Regions from separate parts of the Homo sapiens genome. Here region 2 is linked to region 1. A link is an interaction called in ENCODE POLR2A ChIA-PET data of the cell type or tissue named here. Cell type or tissue: CD4-positive, alpha-beta T cell. All regions are shown on one strand.

Region 1 (4,000 bases):
GAGCAGATTAAGGTTTTTAAACAAGGCTGAACAGACTCTCTTAGGGACTCACCTTGACTGTTGATGGATACCTATAAAAGGAAAAAAAGCAACAGTGAATTATAAGTGTCTCATCAGTTGAGCATTTCTGTTACTAGGACCAGCCCCATAGGACAGACAAAAACTCAGGCCAAGCGTTCAGCTTTTCCATATCACTTGCTAGTCATGAATAACACTTAAGAAATTTTATTGCTTATCTACTGTGCCCTCCTTTATTTCAGATACATTAAAAGGCAGTGCAATATAACAGTTAGGAGCTTGAGTTCTACAGCCAGAGGGTATGGACTGAACGGCTACTTTACTACTTCCAAGTTTTTGTGCATTTGGACAAGTTATTTTCACCTCTCTGTGCCTCAGTTTCCTCATGAGTAAAATAGTGATGATAATAATGTACTCAATACATGGTACTGTGGCTAGTCTGACACACTGTAACCACTCAATAAAGCTTAGCCATTAGCCTGAGCAACAAAGTGAGATTCCATCCCTCCAAAGAATTAAAAAATTTTGCCAGATGCAGAGAGGTATGTCCTAGCTACCCAGAAGGCTGAGATGGGAGGATTCCTTGAACCCAGGAGCTCTAGGTTGCAGCAAGCTATGCCAATGCACACCAGCCTGGGCAACAGAGTGAGACCCTCTTTAAAAAAAAAAAAAAAAAAAGCTTAGCCATTATATTTGTATTATTATAAACTAAGTGGTAGCTTGTGCTATATGTGAACTTAAGGTCACTATATAATTTTAAAAGTTATCTTGGCCAGGTGTGGTAGCTCACAACTGTAATCCCAGCACTTTGGGAGTCCGAGGTGGGCTGATCGCTTGAGCCCAGGAGTTCGAGACCAGCTTGGCCAACATGGTGAAATACCGTCTCTACTAAAAATACAAAAATTAGCCAGGCGTGGTGGTATACACCTGTAATCCCAGCTACTCAGAAGGCTGAGACAGGAGAATCACTTGAACCCAGGAGCTGGAGGTTGCAGTGAGCAGAGATCGCACCACTGCACTCCAGCCTAGGTTATGGAGTGAGGCTTCATCTCACAAAAAAAAAAAAAGAAAAAAAAAAAAGGTTCTCTCAGGCCAGGCCAGGCATGGTGGGTGTCTCACACCTATAATCCCAGCACTTTGGGAGGCTGAGGTGGGAGGACTGCTTGGGCCCAGGAGTTCAAGACTGGCCTGAGCAACATAGTGAGACCCTGTTTCCTTTTTTTTTTTTTAAGTGAAAGTTATCTCTGAGATATTCTTCAGTGTTGCTTCTCCATTTCTCAACTCCATCTCAGATGCTGCAAGTCTTCTTAGAATATTCAGTTATCAAATATATTTAAACCACCACACAAATAAGCTAAACACTATTTTGAATTATTAAAGCCCATATCACTGGAGAAATAAGATCCCTATTCTGAACACCTAGCAATAAGTGCCATAATATATTTTACCTCTTCATTTTCCTCATCCAGGTATTTTATTTGAATAGTATTCAGATCAAATGAAACTTTTACCTATAAAAGAGATACATATTTAAAGGCAGGTTATAATGTACACAGAAGTCAAAGTAAAAAAAACCCACAAAATCAAAAGACAAACAACAAACAACCTTAATAACCCATAACAAAGGGTTAATATCTGCAACACACCCAGAGTACCAGCAAAACTGCTAATGATACAATTAACAACCCAGGTAAAAATATACATAAAATTCATACAAGAGGAAATCAGAACACCTAACAAATACATCAGAAGACTTTCAAACTTTCTGGTGGTCAGAACAATGCAAATTGAAGCAATGAGATGACATCTCATCAGAATACCAAACTGTGTGTGTGTGTGTGTGTGTGTGTGTGTGTGTGTGTGTGTGTGTGTGTTTTGGGTGGGGTGTGGGGTAGGGAACAGCAAATGTTTTTTAAAGCCATAACATCCAGTGTTGTCAAAACTTCAGGACACTGTCATGTATTTCTGTGTGCTGCTACAATTGTTCTGCAAAGCATTTGGCAGAATCTATTAAAATTTCAAATAAAATGCTTTGTGACCCATTAATCTCACATTTGTATAGGACAGAGTTTATCCTGTAGAACAGTGTATAAGTTATGTGTATAGATGGATATCTCCTGAAGTTTCAAGATAAGAAAAAAAAAAAACGAAAAATATCTTTTTTTTTTTTTTTTTGAGATGGGTCTCACTCTGTCGCTCAGGCTGGATTATAGTGGCTTGATCTTGGCTCACTGCAGCCTCAACCTCCAGCACTCAAGCAATTCGCCCACCTCAACCTCCGGAGTAGCTGGAACCACAGGTGCCTGCTACCAGGCCCAGCTAATTTTTGTATTTTTTTGGTAGAGATGGGGTTTTACCATGTTGCCCAGTCTGGTCTCAAACTCCTGAGCTGAAGTGGTCCACCCATCTTGGCCTCCCAAAGTGCTGGGATTCTAGGCGTGTGCCACTGTGCCTGGCCAAATAATGTTTATAGTATGATCCTAGTATGATATCTGCATGAACATGGAAAATTTAAAGTACATACAGGGCTGTTAACATTGGTTACCCAAAGAAGGTGGGAGTAACAGATGAGGGGGGGGAGAATGGAGGGCTATTAACTGCTTGAGATGGTTTCTCTTCTTAAAATGGGCATGTATTATACTTATACAATTTAAAATTTACAAGGAAGAAAAAAGGCAAGCTGTCAGCTCATTTAACTACTAGGAAAAGAAAGATAACTGATTTTCACATCTTTTGGCAAACAAGATCTAACTTCTTTCTGAATCCAATCTTTTTTTTTTTTTTGAGACGGGTCTCACTGTCACTGATAGGACAGTATGAACAGGTATTTGCTGGAAGGCAGACAACTACCTCAGATCATCTTTTAAGATCTACCATTTCTTTCCCTTTTTAGTTATCATCAGATATAACCAGGTAAACGTAGATTTTTACCAAAGGGTTTCAGAGAGAAACACAGTCAACACAGGAAGTAAAACATTCACCACTGCAAACTGAACAAAAACAGAAGAGTACAAAGGGCAAACCAAGAGGAGGAAAAGCCTTAGCAAAAAAACGGAACAGGTGAACTGCTGTCTAAGCAGGTATGAAAGTTTTTCCTGCTCAACTCTGAGATACTCAACCTCTGACCTAGCAATAAAAACAATTGATAGGCTCTTGCAAAACACAAGTTATATCCTTGTGCAAAACACAAGTCATATCCTCACACAAGAGAACATTTCCTTGGGATCTGGTTGGGTGGAGTCCACACCAATTCACTCCTCATACTGGTTCTAAAATTAATAGGTTTTCTAAATCCTATCTCACTAAAAACAATTTTACCTTCCCTTTCTAAAATGTTCAAAAGGAAATTTATGTGTTGGTTCCCTTTATTGGGGCACATCTCATATATGAATACTGAAACCCTATCAAAAGCAATTTTCCAAAAGGCCCAGAAATGGTAACTATGACAGACTTCACAGCTATGAAACAACACTGCTAAAAATAGCTACCTTTGGAAAAAATAACCATGCTTAAACCAAGGAGAAACAAAATAAAGTAACACTCACCATAGCTTCGATATCAGCCCAAGTTGTATTTTCTGGATCAGAAACCAGAAAGCTTTGAATTTCATTTTTAAAAGTCACATTTAGAGTAACCTGTGGTTCCATGCTGTGAGGCTAGGGTTGAGAAGGTTGGTGGGAGAGAGAGAAAAACACATTAGAAAGGGTTCTATAAGTTGCACTAAAAGTTCACTCAGCAAATACTTGTGAGGACCCAATATGGGCTGGGCTTGGGAGACAGCAATGAACAAAAGAAACACTGTCCCTGTTCTTACGAAACTTACCATCACTGTTAAATAGGAATTGTTTCAGGAAAGAAAGATAGGCTAAAACCATGCCATAAAGACTTGTACTTAAGTCACAAAAATTATTCTTGAAGTTATTAGGAACTTCCACATGTTGGAAACATGTGGAAACAGAAGTATGCTGAAAGTATTTAAATT
Region 2 (4,000 bases), 59 kb after region 1:
CAGGATGGTCTCCACTTCCTGACCTCGTGATCCGCCCACCTCGGCCTCCCAAAGTGCTGGGATTACAGGCGTGAGCCACCGCGCCCGGCCTTAAGATTAATTTTTATGGTGTTTTACATTCATTTGTATGGAAAGTTCTAGGATAGGGATCATATTTCACTTCCTTTTAATATAGTACAGTATAGCACAATTTGCAGTTATGTCTTAATATGTGATCAGGAATGATCATGACTGGAAACAGTGTTATTTGTGGTAGCTATAGGGTAGGTAAGGTTTTCAGCCTGTTTTAGGTTTCTTGAACTAAAATTCCTTCTGCTGTCTTCTAAGTCAATATTGGCAGCTATTTCTGACAATTGGTAGTTCTTTGTAACTTTTTACCTATGACTATAACATTTTTGACTTTCAGAAGAATTTGCTAAAATGTGTTCCCCGGTGGGTTGTTGTTTTTCAACCTAAACCTAGCTGCTTTTTCCAGTCACTTATCCGTATTGGAAGCTCAAAATGCAAATATACAGTAGGCCTAAAATATTGCCTGGTTTGAAAAGTGTTTAAAATATTTGAATCATTTTTATAGTAAACATTTACTCTCATCAGGACCTAGAAGGGGAACATTTTAATTTTTTTTCTTTTCCCTTTTCACAGTCTTCCTTCAACATTCATTACCTTTTTACATATCGGAGTTTTCATCTGTTCAAAGTTTGTGTTTACAGTGTGTTTATATAGTTTAGATTATAATTACCATACTGAAATATAATTGTTTCAGAATTGAGTCAGTGGTGAGAATGAAAGCCATCTGGTATGATAACTGAATCCAATTTTTCTTTTACGGAGAATTTCTTTGAAATGTAGCTTATCTCAGAAATAGGGATTTAGTAACCAATCAGAGTTTTCTTTGTCAAGGTTGTTTTTCTTTTTAAAGTCACATTTGGTCCCAGTAATAATACCAATGTTGGTACAAGTTATCTCAGGTTGTGAAGCATTTTTCCCAAGTCATCTCAGGTTGTGAAGCATTTTCCCAAGTAGCATTTAATTTTATTCTTGCAATAGCCCAAGGAGTCTGGCAGGGTGAATGGCAAGAGAAGGAAACAGGTTCAGGTAGAGTGGTTAGCCCAAGGTGGCTCTGCTTATATACACAACTGGTAGTAGAAACCCAGCCTCCTGACTTAGTTCATTGTTTTTCTTTTCACTGCCCTGTGCTATGTCAAAAACCCCATGATTACAAGAGTTGTATTACAACCCTTCACAATAAGGTTACTGTCCACAAGCTTTTCTTGTGATCCTTTTCTTTTTTTTTTTTCTTTTTTTGAGATGGATTCTCTGTCACCCAGGCTGGCCCGCCTTGGCCTCCCAAAATGCTGGGATTACAGCGTGAGCCACCGCACCTGGCCCTTGTGATCCTTTTCTAAAAAGTTAAATATTTAAGGAAAAAACCACATTCTTGTCACACTGCCAGGTTAGTCGTTCTTTGATATCTTGCCTGGACTTTATCCAAAAAATCCGTTTCAAAAATTCACATTTAGAGCTAAGTGTAGTGGCTCACGCCTGTAATCCCGGTCGAGGCAGATGGATCACTTGAGGTCAGGACTTCAAGACCAGCCTGGGCAATATGGTGAAACCCCTTCCCTACCAAAAATACAAAAAAATTAGCCGGGTGTGGCAGCACGCGCCTGTAGTCCCAGCTACTTGGAATGCTGAGGCACAAGAATCACTTCAATCCGAGAGGCAGAGGTTGCAGTGAGCCAAGACCACACCACTGCACTCCAGCCTGAGCAGCAGAGTGAGTGAGACTCCATCTCCAAAAAAAAAAAAAAAGGTTCACATTCAGAAGAAAGCTAAAGGCCGGGTATAGTAGCTCACACCTGTAATCCCAGCACTTTGGGAAGCCGAAGCAGGAAGATTGCTTGATGCCAGGCATTCAAGACCAGCATGGGCATCATAGTGAGATCCTGTCTCTACAAAAATTAATTAACATTAAAAATTAAAAAGATGGCTGGCATGGTGGCTCACTCCTGTAATCCCAGTACTTTGGGAGGCCAAGGCATGGTGGTGCATGCCTTTAGTCCCAGCTACTCGGGAGGCTGAGGCAGGAGAATCACTTGAATTCAGGAGGCGGAGGTTACAGAGAGCCGAGATGGTGCCACTGCACTCCAGCCTGGGCGACAGAACGAGACTCTGTCTGAAAAAAAAAAAGAAAATTAAAAAGACCAGAATAAAGCTAAAGATTTAAAATAGCCTATAGGTTCCTACCAGAAGTTACCAGCTACCTCTCTGATAGTCTTTCCCTACAATATCCTCCTGGATTATTACATTTTAGCACCTTGACCTATCTGATGTCCTGCATACACAGGCATGGTCCTGCTCAGGGTTTGCCTTCTCTGCTCCCTCTTTCTTGGAATGCTCTTCCCCTAATTGTTGCATAGTGTGTTTCTTTACATTATTAAGCTATCCTCTAGTCTCACCTCAGTGAAACCTTTCCTGACTCCCCCCATGTACATCTCACCCCCACATAGATATTGAACTACCTGTTTCCCCTTACCCTGCTTAATTTTTCTCTTTAATGCACTTATTCCCATGTATTCTTTAATTCCGTATCAACTGTCTACCACACTAGAATATGAGCTCTATGAGAGCAGGCTTTATTTTGTAAACTGCTACATTTCTATCTCCTAGAATAGTACTTGAATATAGTAGTAGATACTTAATAAACACTTGTTATATTAGTATAATAAATGAACTAATCTCAGGAATGCCTTGGTTTTGTGGATAGACAGGTAGGGATGGGAACTTGGGTGATGTATTTTCTGAAGTTTTTATTTTTAAGCTTATTATTATTTTGAGATGGAGTCCAGCTCTGTCGCCCAGGTTGGAGTACAGTGGCGCGATCTTGGCTCACTGCAACGTGCACTTCCCCGGTTCAAGCGATTCTCCTGCCTTAGCCTCCCAAGTAGCTGGGATTACAGGCGCATGCCACCATGCCCAGTTAGTTTTGGTATTTTTAGTAGAGACAGCGTTTCACTGTGTTGGCCAGGCTGGTCTCGAAATCCTGACCTCATGATCCGCCCGCCTCGGCCTCCCAAGTGCTGGGATTACAAGCATGAGCCCCCGTGTCTGGCCTTATTTTCTTTTTTTTGAGACAGAGTCTTCCTCTGTCACCTAGGCTGGAGTGCAGTGGCACGATATTGGCTCACTCTGCAACCTCCACCTCCAGGATTCAAGTGATCCTTCTACCTTAGTCTCCAAAGTAGCTGAGACCACAGGCATGCGCCACCACGCCCGGCTAATTTTTGTATTTTTAGCGTAGACAGGGTTTCACCATATTGTCCAGGATGATCTGGAACTCCTGAGCTCAGGTGATCCACCCACCTCAGCCTCCCAAAGTGCTAGGATTACAGGCATGAGGCACCATGCCCGGCCTTAAGCTTATCATTTTCTAAATTTCCTTTAGTGAGTACTTATTACACTGTTTTTACAAAGTAATCACAAACCAAACATCATGCCTCTTCTGAAGTGATCTAATAAGAGTACACAGTACCATCTGTAAAGTGTTCTTGCCAGAAAGTTGAACCTGAATGATTAAGCCTGTAAGTCTAGTTTATAGGAAATAAGGCTAGAGGAACAAGTTAAACCTCACCATAGGGTTATACAATCAGCAAAATCCAGAATGGGGGAAACTCCACAGGTCAAATGACCTAATTTTAAAAATAAATGACAAGGGAGAAAAAGTAAGAGACACCTATAGATCAGAAGACACTTGGGGCTGGGCATGGTGGCTCACACCTGTAATCCCAGCACTTTGGGAGGCCAAGGCAGGCGGATCACCTGAGGTCAGGAGTTCAAGACCAGCCGGCCAACATGGTGAAACCCCAACTCTACTAAAAATACGAAAAATCAGCCGGGCGTGGTGGCGCACGCCTGTAGTTCCAACTACCTGGGAGGCTGAGGCAGGAGAATCACTTGAACTTGGGAGGCAGAGGTTGCAGTGAGCCGAGATCGCACCATT

Evidence for each region. ChIA-PET counts read pairs that join two places held together with the same protein. Peaks named below come from ENCODE experiments on the same cell type or tissue, not always from the same donor. Only the 100,000 strongest peaks of a DNase experiment are listed, where the experiment ranks them.
Region 2: POLR2A ChIA-PET joins it to region 1 with 9 read pairs; 23 of 35 experiments call an interaction of 5 or more read pairs at or near these places.

Annotation. Positions count from the first base shown.
Region 1 is chr17:43,175,465-43,179,464 of GRCh38, reverse strand. It overlaps NBR1 (NBR1 autophagy cargo receptor), which reads right to left. Exons shown (of 21, transcript NM_005899.5): 2 at 3,564-3,674; 3 at 1,467-1,529; 4 at 53-71. The coding sequence starts at 3,665. Among named protein-coding and RNA genes, the nearest start is that of NBR1, 6.3 kb to the right of the region's middle. In CD4-positive, alpha-beta T cell, no CTCF peak of the experiment used is centred here; no DNase peak of the experiment used is centred here; H3K27ac peaks cover 1,182 bases.
Region 2 is chr17:43,116,574-43,120,573 of GRCh38, reverse strand. All of the region lies in intron 2 of BRCA1 (BRCA1 DNA repair associated), which reads left to right. Among named protein-coding and RNA genes, the nearest start is that of BRCA1, 6.8 kb to the left of the region's middle. RefSeq lists an enhancer at 513-617 and a silencer at 643-837. In CD4-positive, alpha-beta T cell, no CTCF peak of the experiment used is centred here; no DNase peak of the experiment used is centred here.